Regions from separate parts of the Homo sapiens genome. Here region 2 is linked to region 1. Evidence: chromatin loops called from intact Hi-C (ENCODE). Cell type or tissue: MCF 10A. All regions are shown on one strand. Links, peaks and the distances in the headings refer to the core of each region. The heading gives the core; the rest is flanking DNA. Region 1 overlaps SPMIP2 (sperm microtubule inner protein 2). Region 2 overlaps FNIP2 (folliculin interacting protein 2).

What was found. Peaks named below come from ENCODE experiments on the same cell type or tissue, not always from the same donor. Only the 100,000 strongest peaks of a DNase experiment are listed, where the experiment ranks them.
Region 2: a loop joins it to region 1, with 2.1 times the contacts of the local background. A loop is called at or near these places in 4 of 110 quality-filtered maps.

The regions. Positions count from the first base shown.
Region 1 is chr4:158,992,252-159,001,356 of GRCh38, forward strand. The region is part of intron 1 of SPMIP2 (sperm microtubule inner protein 2); the gene reads right to left. Among named protein-coding and RNA genes, the nearest start is that of SPMIP2, 38 kb to the right of the region's middle. RefSeq lists an enhancer at 4,008-5,207. In MCF 10A, for the core only: no CTCF peak of the experiment used is centred there; a DNase peak (open chromatin) is centred at 4,640.
Region 2 is chr4:158,891,102-158,900,206 of GRCh38, forward strand. FNIP2 (folliculin interacting protein 2) reads left to right here. Exons shown (of 17, transcript NM_020840.3): 15 at 345-545; 16 at 4,649-4,764. It overlaps SPMIP2 (sperm microtubule inner protein 2), which reads right to left. Exons shown (of 5, transcript NM_152543.3): 5 at 2,033-2,616. The coding sequence ends at 2,602. Among named protein-coding and RNA genes, the nearest start is that of FNIP2, 130 kb to the left of the region's middle. RefSeq lists a silencer at 5,396-5,690. In MCF 10A, for the core only: no CTCF peak of the experiment used is centred there; no DNase peak of the experiment used is centred there.

The DNA.
Region 1 (9,105 bases), core at 3,323-5,822:
TGGTGTGTGCGGGAGGGATCTCTGTAGTCAAATGCATTTGGGAACACTGCTGGCTACATTTGCCTTGCAGATATTCACAGCATATGAAAGTATATTAAGAGTTCTGATAAGACTTATGGTAAATAAACTATTTACAATTACATAGCTCAGTGTTCCTCAAAATGATTTAAACATAGATGGTTTTTCCCTACTGGGTCACTTATATGCATCCTACTGTAAATGTGAGAGTAGATATTTATCTGTCATTAGTTCCTAAGTTGTTCTGTGGACTGCAGTAAGCTTTTGAAAAAAGCCATTACTTGCCAGCTGTCTTGGTTTGTGCTGCTATAACAAAATACCCGAGACTAAGTAACTTGTAAAGAACAGAAATTTGTTTTCATACAGTTATGAAGGCTGGGAGTCCAAGATCAAGGTGCTGGCAGGTTGTGTGATGAAGGCCGCTCTCTGCTTCTAAGATGGTGCCTTGTTGCTGCATCTTCTGGAGGGGAGGAACACCAGGTCCCAACAGGGCAGCAGGTGGAAGGACAAGCAAGCTGGAGGTGCTGTGAAGCCTTCTTTATAAAGGCTTTAATCTCATTCATGAGGGAGGAGCCCTCATGGCCTAATCATCTCTTAAAGGCCCCGCCTCTTACTCCTAGCACATTGGCCGTTAAATTTCAACACCTGAATTTGGGGAGGTGGGCACACTTAAACCATAGCACAAGCTGAGTCAAAAGCTCTTAGTTTTAGAAGGTGTGATGAAAAGTGCACATGCTTTGCAACCCAAGTATGTGTGTTTCTGTGTGTGTGTGTGTCCAGTCAGTCCAACAAACTTCATCTTCTGCCAACACTTGAAAAAAGGGCTGGGCATGGTGTGTCAGGCACCATGGAAGGCTAAGAAGGGAGGATCACTGGAGTGTAGGAGTCTGAGACCAGCCTCGGCAACATAGTAAGACCCTGTCTCTACAAAAAAAAAATTTTTTTAATTAGCCAGCCGCCCATGGCATGCCCGGGTAGTCCCAGCTCCTCAGGAGGCTGAGGCAGGAGGCTCATTTGAGCCCAGAAGTTTGAGGTAGCAGTGAGCTATGATCATGCCACTGCACTCCAGCCTGGGCAACAGAGTGAGATCCTGTCTCTAAAAAAAAGAAGAAAAAAAAGAAAAAAAAGAACCCAACTACAATGTGTGTTAATAGAGAAAGGGAAAATTCCATCCCTGAAGCAAATGTGTCTTTCTGACCTCTTCTGTGCAGTTTTTTTTTAAATTTCTATTTTCATGCTATTACTGGGATTCTCTGCAGTTTCATTGTCTCATTTAGTTCGTTCATTTATTCTTTCACTGATTTATTCATTTATTCAACACGTACTTATGAACAGCTACTACATGTCAGGCACTCTTCTGAGTGCTTGGAATATAGCAGTGAAAAAAACAAAGGCCGCTGCCTTTATGAAACTGGCATTCTTTGAGAGGCAGGTGCTAGAAATAAACAATTCTTCATCATCTGGATTATCACCACAGCCTCCTTAACTAGTCTTGGCTCTAGTTTCTCTCCTTTCTAATCCATCTTCTACACAGCTGCCAAGAGTGATTTAAAACTCAGACAACATTAAACACTTCCTTTCCTTAAAAACATGAAATAACATGAAATAATTTTCTCCAGCACTTGGGAATTTGTGTCCATTCAGATTTCTCAGGATTGAAGAATAATGTCTTCCTAATCTGACCATAATACCTTCCTTAACCTTTTCTCATTGTTAAACCGAACACTATGAGGCTTATTGTAAATGCTTCCTTCTATGGAGAACCTATCTAATCCCTTCAAGTCAAAATTAAACACTCAGCACGATGTAGATGGTAGCTTCATTGAATTTCACTTCTTCTTTTCTATATCAAATTTACTGGATCTTCCTCATTTGTAAGCTCTTGGAGAAGAGTTGTATCTTATTTATCTCTGTTAATTCTTAATGGCCAGCACTGTGCTTTGAATGTGGGAGATCCACAGAAGAAATGGATGTTGAATAAGTAAGTGAATTGTTGATTGAATACATGAATTAAAGAGTTCCATTAAAAGACTGAAGATATATAAAGTCATATTGGGTGAGAGGCAAGCACTTCTTTAAATTTCCAACTAGCAACTTAATTTCCAGAACTGCCTTAAAACCCTCCTATTCTGGAATTTATGTTAAGATACTTAAGTGTAAGGTCAGAGGAAGAATTGCTTTTCACTACATTTATTTTTAATACTTAGAGGTAGAAGGATGAGAGCTCACAGTTACATTATTTCATTTTATAATATTGCCTCATGAGGTCAATCCTCTATTTCAGTGACCAGATGGAAACCCACCAAATAAATAAATCAAAAGGAATCAAGTAGACCTTGGAAATGAGTGTTTCAATAGGTATATTTGATAATCTGTTGACACTAGAGTCATAATTTGCCCCTTGAAGATGTGCAGTGCAGAACAGCTGGGCTTGTCAGGGGAATCAAGCCAAGGTAAAGGTCAGAGAGCGATGGTGGGATTCGAACCTATGAAATGAACTCTAATGGGCACGTCTGACATGTGCACATAGGGGGAAGAAAAAAGGAGATACTGCTAGAGATTAATTACTACAACTGCTAATGTGAATAAGGCTCTCCAATTCTGACATTTACCACAGAATGAACTCATGGCCCGGAAAATTTTTAAATGCTGCATTTCAATTCAGTTGGTACAATTATGCAATGGGCCTAACCACTGAAAGAACTGAAAGGCTAGGTTTGTCAAATTTCTGAATGAGCCAAATAAACAGCAGGCTAAAGCATCCTTGCTACATACCTTAGTTCTATTCTTAAATGATAAACTTTCTCATTTTTTTCATTTTTCTTTTTAATAAAGACAAAGTCTTGCTGTGTTGCCCAGACTGATCTTGAATTCCTGGCCCCAAGTGATCCTCCTACTCTGGACACCCAAAGTGCTGGGATTACAGGCATGAGTCCCGTGCCTGGACTTTGTTATTATTCTTTTTGTTTTTTTGTAGTCAAACTTTCCTGTGGACAACCTGAAAGCAGGGGCAGTGGTTACTAATTAAACTGCTTCCAATAATAAACTCGTGGGATTATTGTGTCAACTAGGTAACTGATATAATTATGCCTCAAATTATAAATTGGAATTCAGTCACAAAGAATTAGAGAATTCACCTGACACTTATGCACAGCTTAACTGATGGCTTAAATAATATATTTGGCACCTTACCACATGCCCAATACTGGCTCAGTGTGAACAAAGGTCATTATGACATGGCCTCTGTTTTTCTGGCCTCCCATACAATCTAAAGACCATGCTCACCTCCTTTAGAAAATATTTTCTGAGCTGGACATGGTGGCTCAGGCCTGTAATTCCAGCACTTTGGGAGGCCGAGGCAGGTGGATCACAAGGTCAACAGATCAAGACCATCCTGGCCAACATAGTGAAACCCTGTCTCTACTAAAAATACAAAAATTAGCTGGGCGTGGTGGCGTGTGCCTGTAGTCCCAGCTACTCAGGAGGCTGAGGCAGGAGAATCGCTTGAACCCGGGAGACGGAGGTTGCAGTGAGCTGAGATTGCACCACCGCACTCCAGCCTGGCAACAGAGTGAGACTCCATCTCAAAAAAAAAAAAAAAAAAAAAAAGAGAAAACATTTTCTGTTCTTCATGGCAGACATTATTATTCACTGAAACTTTAAAGTACAATTTGATCTGTTTCATTTGTGTGCTGAGGTTTCCTAGCCGTTTCGTGACTATGTGTCTTGTCTCTTTGCTTGACAGTTAACCCGTTTTTCGTCCCTATTAGAGACTCGCACGACGTCTCGTTTGCTTTGGAACCTCTTTAGCATTCTGGACAGTGCAATGCACCAAGCAAATGCATAGTAATATTTGCTGAAAGAAGACTGCTTGCTCATTAAATTTGCTGATGTAATCAAAAATATAAAATTCTGTAGTTTTCCTGTCAAGTAGAGAAAGAAGGCAGAATCAAAAATTTTGTAAACATCCTTGGACTTTTAGTTGAAAAGTAAAACTGACCCATCTTGACAAAATTTTGCAACCAGGTGAATCCACATATTCATCTCTCCTGAAAGGAAAATCTAAGTAGATAACAAATAAATTACATTTTCTTTATTTTGGCTTGCAATTTTCCTAGCATAAATGTGCATGGTATAGTCAGTTTTATTATAAGAAATGCTCACCATTCACATAGATAGTCTCTAGATATTTCATGAAAAAAATTAGTAAGATTTGTGTATATAGAACTAATAAAAATCCATTTGAGTGCTGCAAGTAATAGGAAATCCATTGCAAAATTGATTAAACAATTAAGGAAAATTATGTCCCATAATAAGATCTTCTGAGGCAGGAGGAATCCAGGGTTGCTTTCTTCAGTAGCTCAATGATGTCTTCGGAATCACAGGCTTTTCCATCTGTGTGCACTGCATCCTCTCCTTACCCCTGGCCAGTTCCCCTTGAGGTCCCAAGGAGGCTGTCACGGTTTCAGTTATCATAGGCAGATACAATGATGTTCAAGAGGGTGTGTGTATGTTTAATCAGCAGGGAAGCCCTTCCTAGAAAACCTCAGATAAATTCCTCTCTCATTTTATTCACCAGGATTGAGTCATTCGTCTCTTCCTAAAACCAAGAGCTGGCAAGGGAACTGGAATTTCGATGACTGGCTTGGATGATTCAGAATTTAATCCTGAGTCATGTGAGGTCAGGGTAGACACCCAAATAAAATGGAAGCTCTCTGGAAAGGGAGAAGAGTGTGCTGGCCTCTGGGTAGTCAGCTACAAAGCAAAAAGGAAAACATTCCTCAGAGAAAACACACACACACAAACACACAGCTACAATGCAACTTTTTACTGCTGCTGTGCAATTTACTTTTAAGACCACATGAAATTATTTGAAGTTACTTCTTTTCTCCTCTTTGGTCTCTGTTGCTAGCTAAATCATAATTAGTTTGGTGTTCGTACTATCATACTTGTGAATATGGCTTTTTTTTTTTTTTTTGAGATGAAGCTTCGCTCTTGTTGCCCAGGCTGGAGTACAATGGCACAATCTTAGCTCACTGCAACCTCTGCCTCCTGGGTTCCAGCGATTCTCCTGCCTCAGCCTCTGAAGTAGCTGGGATTACAGGCATGCGCCACCACACCCAGCTAATTTTGTAATTTTAATAGAGACAGGGTTTCACTGTGTTGGTCAGGCTGGTCTCAAACTCCTGACCTCAGGTGATCTGCCCACCTCAAAAGTGGTGGGATTACAGGTGTAAGCCACCGGACCCAGCCAAGGATATGGGTTTATACTAAAGCAATGCAAAGAAATGAAGGCAAGCCAGGGGCTCATTCAGAAACTATCCTCACAAAAGGCAAGGGAGAGGGCAATTATTGGTATTCCTCCATATTCAAGCTCTTTAGTTGTTGTTGTTATTGTTTAGAGACAGGGTCTCACTCTGTTGCCCTGGCTGGAGTGCAGTGGCACAATCCTGACTCACTGCAGCCTTGAACTCCTGGGCCCAAATAATTCCCCCACCTCAGCCTCCTAAGTAGCTGTGATTACACGCATGGGCCTCCACACTCGGCTAATTTTTAAAATTTTTTTGGTAGATATGAGGGTCTTACTATGTTGCCCAGGCTGGTGTCAAACCCCTGGCCTCAAGTGATCCTCCCACATCGGCCTCCCAAAGTGCTGGGATTACTGACATGAGCCACTGTGCCTGGCCTCCATAATCAAACTCTTTGATCTAGAGCAGAGGTCAGCACATTTTTTTTTAAAGGTCAGATAGTAAATGTTTTAGGCTTGCAGGTCATACATACAATCTCTATCACAACTCCTCAACCCTGTCACTGCAGTGGACAATACGTAAACCAGTAAGTGTGGCTGTGTTCTAATAAAACAGAATTTATGGGCACTGAAATTAGAATTTTATATAGTTTTTATGGGTTGGTAAATATTTTTCTTTTAACTTTTTTCAACCACTTACAAAGTGAAAGCCCACTTTTAGCTGTATAAAAAAAGGTGGCAAGCCAGATTTGGCACATGAGCCATGGTTTACTAAATCCTGTTCTACAGCAGTTTTCATATTTGTCTTTTATCTTACATCTCCTTCTTGCATATTTTAGATATGAATGAAGCTTCTCTATTTATTAGACTTAATTAATTGATTACATAACTGCAAAAATAAGTATTTCATTTAAGTGGACTATTTTGTAGATTCATAAAAGAACGTACTTTTTATTTGTACAATAACAGGTCCCAGTGGAGAGTCTTGCTTGACTCTACATTGCCAGTGTCAATTTGGCCCCATATCATTTCTGCCTTTGTGTTAATTGGTTTTCTTATTATTAGAGTTGTATAAATGACCAGTGAGAAGATGTGAATATAAAACAGATTTGCCAGCACAATAAAAAATAGAAAAGTGGGGAAGACACTAAATTATACAGATAGATTGGAAATAACATTAGGTAAGAATCGCGCCGGTTTTACCCACACTGGAAAGAGCTGAGAGGTATGCATAGCTCTTTTATTGCTCTGAGTAATGATGGTAATTATGATGTAATCCACAGAGCACAACCGACACTGGACTGGGTGGAAATAGTGCTCTCAATCCTCCACTCTATAACAATATGGCTTGTAAAACGTATGTACCATTGAGGCCAGGCGTGGTGGCTCATGACTACTTTGGAAGGCCAAGACAGGAGGATCACTTGAGTCCAGGAGTTCAAGACCAGCCTGAGAAACATAGTGAGCCCCTGTCTCTACAAAAAAAATTTTTTTTAATTAACTGGGCATGGTGGCACACACCTGTGGTCCCAGCTACTTGAGAGGTTGAGGCTGGAGGATTGCTTGAGCCCAGGAGGTCAGGAGGTTGAGGCTGCAGTGAGCCAAGATCGTGCCACTGCACTCTAGCTGGGAGACAGAGTGAGACCCTGCCTCAAAAAAAAAAACAACAAAAAAAAACCCAAAAAAACCCATTGACTTAATAGTAGTTTTGCTTCAAAAAGAGAAAAGAAATTTACCACTTTAAATGTAGGCATTGATAGCAAAGAGTATCACAATTATAGACAAGTTAAATGTAATTTATGAAAATGACACTTTTAGCCTGGATGAAATGTGGCAATTCCCTAGATAAACAGTACATTAGGAAGGGCTTGTCTATTTCTAGATGGCAGTAAGTGACTTCAATTTAGGCCAGGGTAATTTAGACCAGTAAGTGGTATTTCTCAACCTTGTAAATATATAATAAAGGGAAAATAGCTCAAAGTATGCTGTAAGAAAAACATGTAAACCTGCTATCTGGATTATTGAGAAATATTTAATGGTGTAAAGCAAGTAAGCTGTAATCAACAGAATCTTTACATTTTTTGGTATCTCTTTGTAAAACCTTTGCCCTTCTCTACTTAAGACACCCAGGGAACTGGCTGTGCTTCCTGATCATTAAGAAGACTGAAATAAAGTGACTCCTTATTCATTCCAGAAATGGATTTCACTATGCTGCAGCACTTAGCTTGTAAAATGGATTTATAAACAGGTGAAATATTAGGTGGGTAAAGCCACATGACAGTAAAGATTTACAAATTAAATTTCTTTATCTGAATATTCTTACTTTAAGGATTTATTTTCCCATCTCTGTAAATAAACATTTTTTTTTAAGAACCTACTTGGTATAATAGAAAGAGCACTTGAACAGGGAAAAATGGCAATTAAGATTTTGGTTTTGACCTTGCTGCCACTGGCATAGAGAACTTGGGAAAGTCATTTCATCTTCCTTGGTTAACTTCAATTTCTTTCTTTTTTTTTTAAACCAGCTTTATTGAGATGTAATTGACATACAATAAATTGCACATATTTGAAGCATACATCTGTACATTTTTACATATATGTACACACATGAACAGGGTTGTCAGATTTAAAGTACAGAATGCCCAGTTAAATTCGGATTTCAGATAAACAATGAAACATTTTTAGTATAAGTATGTCCCAAACATTTGCATGGTACATATTCATACTAAAAAAATTTATTCATCTGAAATTCAAATTTAACTGGCCACTCTATGTTTTTATTTGCGAAATCAAACAGCTCTATCCATGGATTCTCACTGTAGTTAAGATCAAGAACTTATCTGTCATTTTTCCCATACCCAGGCAATCACTTTTCTGCTTTCTGTTACTATAGATTAGTTTGCGGTTCCCAGAATTTGATCTAAATGGCATCGAATCATACAGTATGCACTCTCTTTTGTCTGGCTTCTTCTTCTTCTTTTTTTTTTTTTTTTTTGAGAGGGAGTCTTGCTCTGTTGCCCAGGCTGGAGTGCACTGGTGCAATCTCCGCTCACTGCAACCTCTGCCTCCTGGATTCAAGTATTCTCCTGCCTCAGCCTCCCTAGTATCTGAGATTACAGGCACACGCCACCACGCCCGGCTAGTTTTTGTATTTTTAGTAGAGATGGGGCCTCACCATATTGGCCAAGCTGGTCTCAAACTCCTGACCTCAAGTGATCCACCCAACCCAAAGTGCTGGGATTACAGGTGTGAGCCACCGGTGCCTGGCTTGTCTGGCTCCCTACACTAAGCATAATTATTTTGAGATCATCCAAATTGTAACATGTAGCAATAGTTTATTCCTTTTTATTGCTGAGTAATATTCTATTGTACAGATATGTAACATTTACCTATTGATGGACTTTGGGGTTCTTTTCAATTTGGGGCTGTATAAAGCTGCTATGAACATTTGTGTATTAATCTTTTTATGGACATTTGTTTTCATTTATCTTGGGTAAATAACTAGAAGTGGAATGGCTGGATCATATGGTAGATGTATTAATTTGTAAAGGAACTTCCAAATTGCTTCAACAGTAGTTGTGTCATTTTTGCATTCCCACTAGCAGTATATGAGAGTTCTATTTTCTCCACATCTTTGCCAACACTTGGTCTTCTTAATTGGTGCATTCTAATAGGTATGTAGTGATACCTCATTGCAGTTTTAATTTGCAATCTCTAATGACTAATCATGTAGAGGACCTTTTGCTTATTTGCTATCCATATATTTTCTTTAGTAAAGTGTTCAAATCTTTTGCCCATTTCTTAATTGCCTCGTCTTCTTATTGAGAGAGTTGAGCTTT
Region 2 (9,105 bases), core at 2,352-4,851, 100 kb before region 1:
TCCTTGGTAAATGAGGGTTAGAAGAATGTGCATATGTGCATTGGCTTTGAGGCAGGTCTCTCTGTCTCTGGCTCTCTCTATCCTCCCCCTCCCCCACCCATCCCTCCCAAGCAGTTACACTTTGATTTGTTTTGAGAAATTAGGTCTTTAAAAAAGTCCTTGTGACTGCTTCAGTGTTTACCCTATTTACCCTATGGCATAATTTACCAGTTGTTAAATCTGCTCTATCCATAACTGCCTGGCTGTCAAGAATTTTACATTTAAATGTATTTATCAGTAGTGAAACTTTGACCTTTTGGACTCACCTGGATAAATAAACCCATCCCTTTGTGTTTCTTTTTCAGCATCCAGTCCTGGATGAGCCAATAGCTGAAGCTGTCTGTATTATCGCAGACACGGATAAATGGAGTGTGCAGGTAGCTACAAGTCAGAGGAAAGTGACGGACAACATGAAACTAGGCCAGGATGTCCTGGTCTCTAGTCAGGTGTCCAGTTTGCTTCAGTCCATTTTACAGCTCTATAAGCTTCACCTCCCTGCTGATTTTGTAAGTACTGGTTCTTATATCACCAAAGAAATCTAGTTTTAAAATGCTTTTAACGACATTTTGATTATAAAATCACAAATTCAAAAGTACTGTTTTAATATAATTGGAGATTAGCATAACTAAAACTAGAACATGCAGCATAAAACTCGCAACAGGATAGATTTCAGTAGTAATAGCTCTTCCGTGAAACAAATAACAAGGAGCGGCACTGGAATTTTTTGGAATGAGGTATATGGTGCAGTAAATAAGGAATGGGTGGAGAGATCAAGCATAAAAGGAAACTGTAAATCATCCACTGGAGAACTCATGAGTTCTCCTTTTATTAGATTGATATTTTAATAAGTAGGCCAGTTTCTGAAGGGATTGTAGTTCCTTTTATTAAGCAAACATTTTCACAAAGGTGTTAAGGATAAAATAGAATATCATTTGTGTAAACATTTCCAACATTTCCAGCTTTAAAGTACTATACACATGTAAGATTATATCAATTGTTGCTTTTTTTTTTTTTTTTTTTTTGACAGAGTCTCACTCTGGAGTGAGTAGTGCAGTGGCATGATCTCTGCTCACTGCAACCTCCGCCTCCTGGGCTCAAGTGATCCTCCCACCTCAGCCTCTTGAGTAGTTGGACTAGAGGCATGTGCCACCATGCCAGCTAATTTTTGTATTTTTTGTAGAGATGGGTTTTGCCATGTTGCTCAGTCTGGTCTCGAGTTCCTGGGCTCAAGCAATCCGCTTCTTTCCAAATGGGATTTTAAAATCACTTTCGTAACAATACTTTAAATACAAACAACAGACAGAGCCTATACACTCTTAGAAAAGTATCAGTAGCTCCCCCCAGCCACTGGAATTAACATGCATGACAAAATCTTCTCAGTATCTGCGTATGTGCAGAGAAATTGAAAGAAAGAGAAAATACATTTAGAGAGGGAGGGGGAAAGGTTTCAAAAGAAGAAAAGCTTTTCCAGTGGTGATGAACACTTAAAAAGAGAGAGAGAAGCTTAAGGGCATATGGCATATAGCTGGGTAGAGCTTGGATGGGCTGACCTCAGAGACAGGTGTGTGAGGAAAGAGTCTGCTTTCTCTGCTGTTCCCTCCTGTCTGCACAGCGCTGTTCTCTGCAGCACAGCCCCAAACCAAAACATCTGTTATCTGCTTCCTGGCCTCCAAAAATGATGCAAACCTGTTTACCCAACAAAGCAGGAAGTTTTTAAATATTAATTACCTACGCTAATTGCTAATGTAATGGTCATTGTCCTGGGTTTTTATGACCAAATCTATACTTGTACCCATTCCTCAAAAAGAGTCTAGACTTTTATGACTTTGAAGAAGGTGCTCTGAAATACCGTCTGGTTGTTATCAAAGTCGGGACAGTGTGGCAAGGCAGGAAGACCACTGAGCGTAGCTGGGTTATGGTCTAGGCTTTGCCGTTGGTTAGTTGTGTAACAATGGACAATCCCGAGTCTCTCCGAACCTCAGCTTTCTTAGTTGTAAAAGAAAGATAGTACCTGTTCAACAAGGGTGCTGTGAGAATCTTCTGAAAATTAGGGATATAACTGCTTTTTACTGCTAAAGCACCATGCCAATATTATAAAATACTTTAAAAGCCATATATGTTAGCTTTAGAGCCCCATAACCTGGGGTCAAATCCAAGTTCTGCTACTTCCTAACCATGTACTCTTTCAAAGCCTTAATTTCCTTATCTGCAAAGCTGGGGAAATAATAGAACCTATCTCCTATGGTTATGAAATTATATTAGAGAATGAATGTAAAGCACTTGGAATAGTGTTAGATGTTATAAGCACTCAGTAAACAGCTACTATTAGTATGATAGTCAATAACAATTAGTTTCATGAAACAATATTAATGGTTGCAAAGACTGACAACACCTTTTTTCCAAACTGTTTATTTGGGCTTTAAGCTGAAGCGTACTCTTGCAAGACATCTGTCCTGGGGCAATATGAGAAGCACTTGTGGATTATTATGATCTTATTTTTTGTTATACAGTAGTAGGCAGTTTCTCCTTCTAAAAGCAGGTTGAGTTATGCTGATTTAGAGGTTAATGTTTCCTTTTCTGTAAGAGAAGTAATGTATATTAGACTTCATAGTTTACTTCATAAGTATTTGCCAAACTTTTATATTTCATTCTATAATACATACGTCTTGTCACAGTTGATATCTTGGTTATCAAAGCAATAAATTGTTATAGTTAATTCTTTTTACTTCCTTTGGACAGAAGTGTGTTCAAGCACTTACTAGTGTGAATGACTTATTTAACCTGACAAAACCAAGATCAAAGAAAATTTTATCTGCAGTTTAAAATTCTCCTTAAAAAAAATCACTTGAATGAAACCTGTGATTAAATGGCTTTTAGAACCTTCAATACAAAAAGAGAAGGTAGCTATTTGAAATTTTAGAAGTTAAAAATTGGAGAAATCCATCTCAGGAATAAAATCCCAGAAAGAGGAGTTTAAAAAGCCCCCAGCATGGTTCAATGGAATAATCAAGTCTTTTAAAAAATGTTTTCTTTTTTTTTTTTTTTTTTGAGACAGAGTTTCATTTTGTCACCCAGGTTATAGTGCAGTAGTATGATGTTGGCTCACTGCAGCCTTGACCTCCTAGGCTCAAGCAATCCTCCCACCTCAGCCTCCTGATTAGCTAGGACTACAGGTGTGTGGGCCACTATGCCCAGGTAATTTTTTAATTTTTGTAGAGACAGAGGCTCACTATGTTGCCTAGGTTGGTCTTGAACTCCTGGGCTCAAGTGATCCTCCTACCTCAGCCTCCCAAAGTGCTAGGATTACATGCGTGAGCCACTATGACTGGCTAAAAGTTGTCTAAATGCTTTGATTTCACGTCTAGTATATATTTCATATAGACCACAGTTCTTATTTCCACACTGCATCATACAGTTTTCATATAGGCTGTGAACACTGTAATTACTTTTTCCAAACAGAAAGGGTTCAATGTAATATGAATATTATTTTTAATATTTTGTGACTCTTACTAAAAATTTTCTATTTCACTCCATAAGGAACTGAAAGCTAATAAAGATCCTTTTACCACCTTGTTTACTTGGAGGAGCATTTCCATGAGAATTGGTGAAATCCTCCTTACTTTATTACTCTTAGTCACTTAGCAGTTGTGTTTCATCCACCTGACACAATGTATTTAAGATTTTAAACCAATGAAAAACTGAAAAGATTGCATCTCTGATAGATATTTTTTCCATGTCGTTGATCAGCCCAGATGGTCAAGATCAACATTTTCAAATGCATCTGTTAATCTTTTTACCTTGAAAATAACAGGCCTAATGGTCTAGAAGAAAATTAGGTATGATGGAATTACCCTTGCCAAAGCCATCAGGTGTCTTACTGAAGATGCTCGGGTATCTGCCTGCCAAATGCAAAAGCATTTGCCTCTGGTGAAAGACACAGATGGTTGCTATTCTCTAAAAAAATGAAGCTGAACACTATTCCAAGGGTAAAGATGTCCTGAAAATAATTGCCTTTTCTTTATTGTTATTAAAGACCTAGTTAAAATACATTCTTGAAAGCAAAAGAAAAAAAAGTTGTGGGGGAGGTTCAAAATGACCTGTTCCCGTCAGTCTCCTCTGGAAATGTACTGGGCCAGAATAATCTGAGCTATTGGGGGAAAAAAACAAAAACCATACTGTTTACTAAATTATTTATAACAAAAATGCAATTTGCTATGTGGTTACGTGTAAATTCACATTCTCAATATTGTTTAGCTATAAAAATTATATCAAGAAGTTCTTAATATGGGAAAGGATTATTATAAAGTTTTTTAAAGGCAAGAAACACTTTTGGAATGATTTCAACTATGAAAAAAATACTTGTTTAAAAAGACTAGAATAATACATATGTAAATCTTAATAGTTAGCAAAAGTAAACTTTGTTTTACAAGAACCTATTCTTATACCTGGTAGTGGTAGGGTTTGAGATGGCTTGTGATTTTTTAAGTGTATTTGAAACTGATGAGATAAAAGCTGTGTAGTTAGAAATGAATTAAGAAAATTCTGACTCTTAAAATATTGGCAGAGATTTGACTTCTAGCCCTCATTGTGAATGTTCTTGGCTTTGCAGTGCATCATGCATCTTGAAGATAGACTACAGGAGATGTACCTTAAAAGTAAAATGCTATCTGAATATCTCCGGGGACACACACGAGTCCATGTGAAAGAATTAGGTGTCGTACTGGGGTGAGTTCTGTGAAGTGCCGTCACTTGTCCCTTTGATAGGTATCCCTAGCATTGTACCCACTAACGTGTTTAGCCTGTGTCACCCTAAACCTCAGGCCCTGGTAACCCATCAAAGTATGTGGAGTCCATCAGATACGTGCCTCTGCAACTCCCCAATGAACAGCATGTTCCGTTATCTGATACTGGGTTTCACACCTACAATCAATCGCAGGACTTTAGGCTGGTCGTGCTTTGTTGCTCTTCTCTGTGGATTATCTTATGCTTGAAAAGAAAATTTAATCCCACACTGCCCGTTTCTAGTAACTGAATAAGATGCTGAAGTCACAAGCTGTGGGACATGCAGCAGCAGCTTGTGTTTACATTTCACTTCCTGGAGGAGGAGTAGGTTGGCACATTCCACCTGGTGGCAGGAAAGGCCCTTCTAGGCTTGAGGAGCCTGCCTGCGTGTCTGTGGGGGGACAGTGCTTTCCTTCCTTTATTATAAGCCCACCAAAGAGGAGACTTGTATGTTACTAAAAATGCCTATCATCCTCCAGAGGGTATTTGCTATAACTTCTCTAGGGGAAGTAATTCTTACTTCTGTTTTACTGTCAGCTTGATTTTTCAAAAGAGAACAAAAAGACATTGTACATTTGGGGAACTGCCCCCGCTTATCCATGATGATGATTCCCCTCACTTGGGAGAAGAAAATATTTATAATGTCGACGTTTAAATTATCTAAGCCTCCTAAGAGACTGGGGCCTTTGTGTTTTGCTTAGATTTCTCATCTTTCACACCCAGAATGTGACGCCTGTGTTGTTCGGCTCTTGGCATTTCCTGTCATAGATTATTCTTACATACTTTATTTACAAAGTATTTCCCCCTTATGAGGTGTTTGCTTTTGCAGTTAACTTGCAACATGTCTCTTTGTCGTTTTTTTTTTTTGCTTTTGTTTATATCTCTCTACCAGCCTCATACTTCAATCCTGCCTTATTAGTTTTTTTTTTATTATTATTATACTTTTAAGTTCTGGGATACATGTGCAAAACGTGCAGGTCTGTTACATAGGTATACACGTGCCATGGTGGTTTGCTGCACCCATCAACCCGTCATCTACATTAGGTACTTCTCCTAATGCTATCCCACCCCCAGCCCCCCACCCGCCAAATAGGCCCCGGTGTGTGATGTTCCCCTTCCTGTGTGTGTTGTCATTGTTCAACTCCCACGTATGAGGGAGCACATGCGGTGTTTGGTTTTCTGTTCCTGTGTTAGTTTGATGAGAATGATGGTTTCCAGCCTCATCCGTGTCCCTGCAGAGGACATGAACTCATCCTTTTTATGGTTGCATAGTATTCCATGGTGTATATGTGCCACATTTTCTTTATCCAGTCTATCATTGATGGGCATTTCGGTTGGTTCCAAGTCTTTGCTATTGTGAATACTGCTTCAGTAAACATACATGTGCGTGTGTCTTTATAGTAGAATGATTTATAATCCTTTGGGTATATACCCAGTAATGGGATGGCTGGGTCAGATGGTATTTCTAGTTCTAGATCCTTGAGGAATCGCCACACTGTTTTCCACAGTGATTGAACTAATTTAGACTCCCATCAACAGTGTAAAAGTGTTCCTATTTCTCCACATCCTCTCAAGCATTTGTTTTTTCCTGACTTTTTAGTGATTGCCGTTCTAACTGGTGTGAGATGGTATCTCATTGTGGTTTTGATTTGCATTTCTCTGATGACCAGTGATGATGAGCTTTTTTTCATATGTTTGTTGGCTGCATAAATGTCTTCTTTTGAGAAGTGTCTGTTCATATCCTTCACCCACTTTTTGATGGGGTTGTTTTTTTCTTGTAAATTTGTTTAAGTTCTTTGTAGATTCTGGATATTAGCCCTTTATCAGATGGGAAGATGGCAAAAATTTTCTCCCATTCTGTAAGTTGCCTGCTCACTCTGATGATAGTTTATTTTGCTGTGAAGAAACTCTTTAGTTTAATTAGATCCCATTTGTCAATTTTGGCTTTTGTTACCATTGCTTTTGGTGTTTTAGTCATGAAGTCTTTGCCCATGCCTATGCCTGAATGGTATTGCCTAGGTTTTCTTCTAGGGTTTTTATGGTTTTAGGTCTTACATTTAAGTCTTTAATCCATCTTGAGTTAATTTTTGTAAAAGGTGTAATGAAGGGTTCCAGTTTCAGTTTTCTGCATATGGCTAGCCAGTTTTCCCAACACCATTTATTAAATAGGGAATCCTTTCCCCACTGCTTGTTTTTGTCAGGTTTGTCAAAGATCAGATGGTTGTAGATGTGTGGTGGTATTTCTGAGGCCTCAGTTCTGTTCCATTGGTCTGTATATCTGTTTTGGTACCAATACCGTGCTGTTTTGGTTACCGTAGCCTTGTTGTATAGTTTGAAGGCAGGTAGCATGATGCCTCCAGCTTTGTTCTTTTTGCTTAGGATTGCCTTGGCTATGCAGGCTCTTTTTTGGTTCCATATGAAATTTAAAATAGTTTTTTCCAGTTCTGTGAAGAACATCCATGGGAGCTTGATGGGGATAGCATTGCATCTATAAATTACTTTGGGGAGTATGGCCATTTTCACAATATTGATTCTTCCTATCCATGAGCATGGAATGTTCTTCCATTTATTTGTGTCCTCTCTTATTTCCTTGAGCAGTGGTTTGCAGTTCTCCTTGAAGAGGTCCTTCACATCTCTTGTAAGTTATATTACTAGGTATTTTATTCTCTTTGTAGCAATTGTGAATAGGAGTTCACTTGTGATTTGGCTCTCTGTCTGTTATTGGTGTATAGGAACGCATGTGATTTTTGCACATTGATTTTGTATCCTGAGACTTTGCTGAAGTTGCTTATCAGCTTAAGGAGATTTTGGGCTGAAATGTTGGGGTTTTCCAAATATACAATCATGTCATCTGCAAACAGAGACAATTTGACTTCCTCTCTTCCTATTTGAATACGCTTTATTTCTTTCTCTTGCATGATTGTCCTGGCCAGAACTTCCAATACTATGTTGAATAGTTGAATAGGAGTGGTGAGAGAGAGCATCCTTGTCTTGTGCTGGTTTCCAAAGGGAATTCTTCCAGTTTTTGCCCATTCAGTATGATATTGGCTGTGGGTTTGTCAGAAATAGCTCTTATTATTTTGGGATACGTTCCCTCAATACCTAGTTTATTGAGAGTTTATAGCTTGAAGTGGTGTTGAGTTTTGTCGAAGGCCTTTTCTGCATCTATTGAGATGAGATAATCATCTGGTTTTTGTCACTGGTTTTGTTTATGCGATGGATTACCTTTATTGATTTGTGTATGTTGAACCAGTCTTGCATCCCAGGGATGAAGCCAGCTGGATCGTGGTGGATAAGCTTTTTGATGTGCTGCTGGATTCAGTTTGCCAGTGTTTTATTGAGGATTTTTGCATTGATGTTCATCAGGGATATTGGCCTGACATTTTCTTTTTTTGTTGGGTCTCTGCCAGGTTTTGCTTTCAGGATGATGCTGGCCTGGCCTCATAAAATGAGTTAGGCAGAAGTCCCTCTTTTTCTATTGTTTGGAATAGTTTCAGAAGGAATGGTACCAGCTCCTGTACACTCTGGTAGAATTTGGCTGTGAATCCATCTGGTCCTGGACATTTTTTGGTTGGTAGGCTATTAATTACTGCCTCAATTTCAGAACTTGTTATCAGTCTATTCAGGGATTTGACTTCTTCCTAGTTTAGACTTGGGAGGGTGTATGTGCCCAGGAATTTATCCATTTCTTCTAGATTTTCTAGTTTATTTGAGTAGAGGTGTTTATAGTATTCTCTGATGTTAGTTTGTATTTCTGTGGGATCAGTGGTGATCTCCCCTTTATCATTTTTTGTTGCATCTATTTGAATATTCTCTTCTTTCTTCTTTATTAGTCTGGCTAGTGGTCTATTTTGTTGATCTTTTCAAAAAACCAGCTCCTGGATTCATTGATTTTTTGAAGGGTTTTTTGTGTCTCTATCTCGTTCAGTTCTGCTCTGATCTTAGTTATTTCTTGTCTTCTGCTAGCTTTTGAATTTGTTTGCTCTTGCTTCTCTAGTTCTTTTAATTGTGATGTTAGGGTGTCGATTTTAGATCTTTCCTGCTTTCTCTTGTGGGCATTTAGTGCTATAAATTTCCCTCTAAACACTGCTTTAAATGTGTCCTAAAGATTCGGGTACACTGTGTCATTGTTCTCATTGGTTTCAAAGAACTTTTATTTCTGCCTTCATTTCGTTATGTACCCAGTAGTCATTCAGGAGCAGGTTGTACAGTTTCCATGTAGTTGTGTGGTTTTGAGTGAGTTTCTTAATCCTGAGTTCTAATTTGATTGCACTGTGGTCTGAG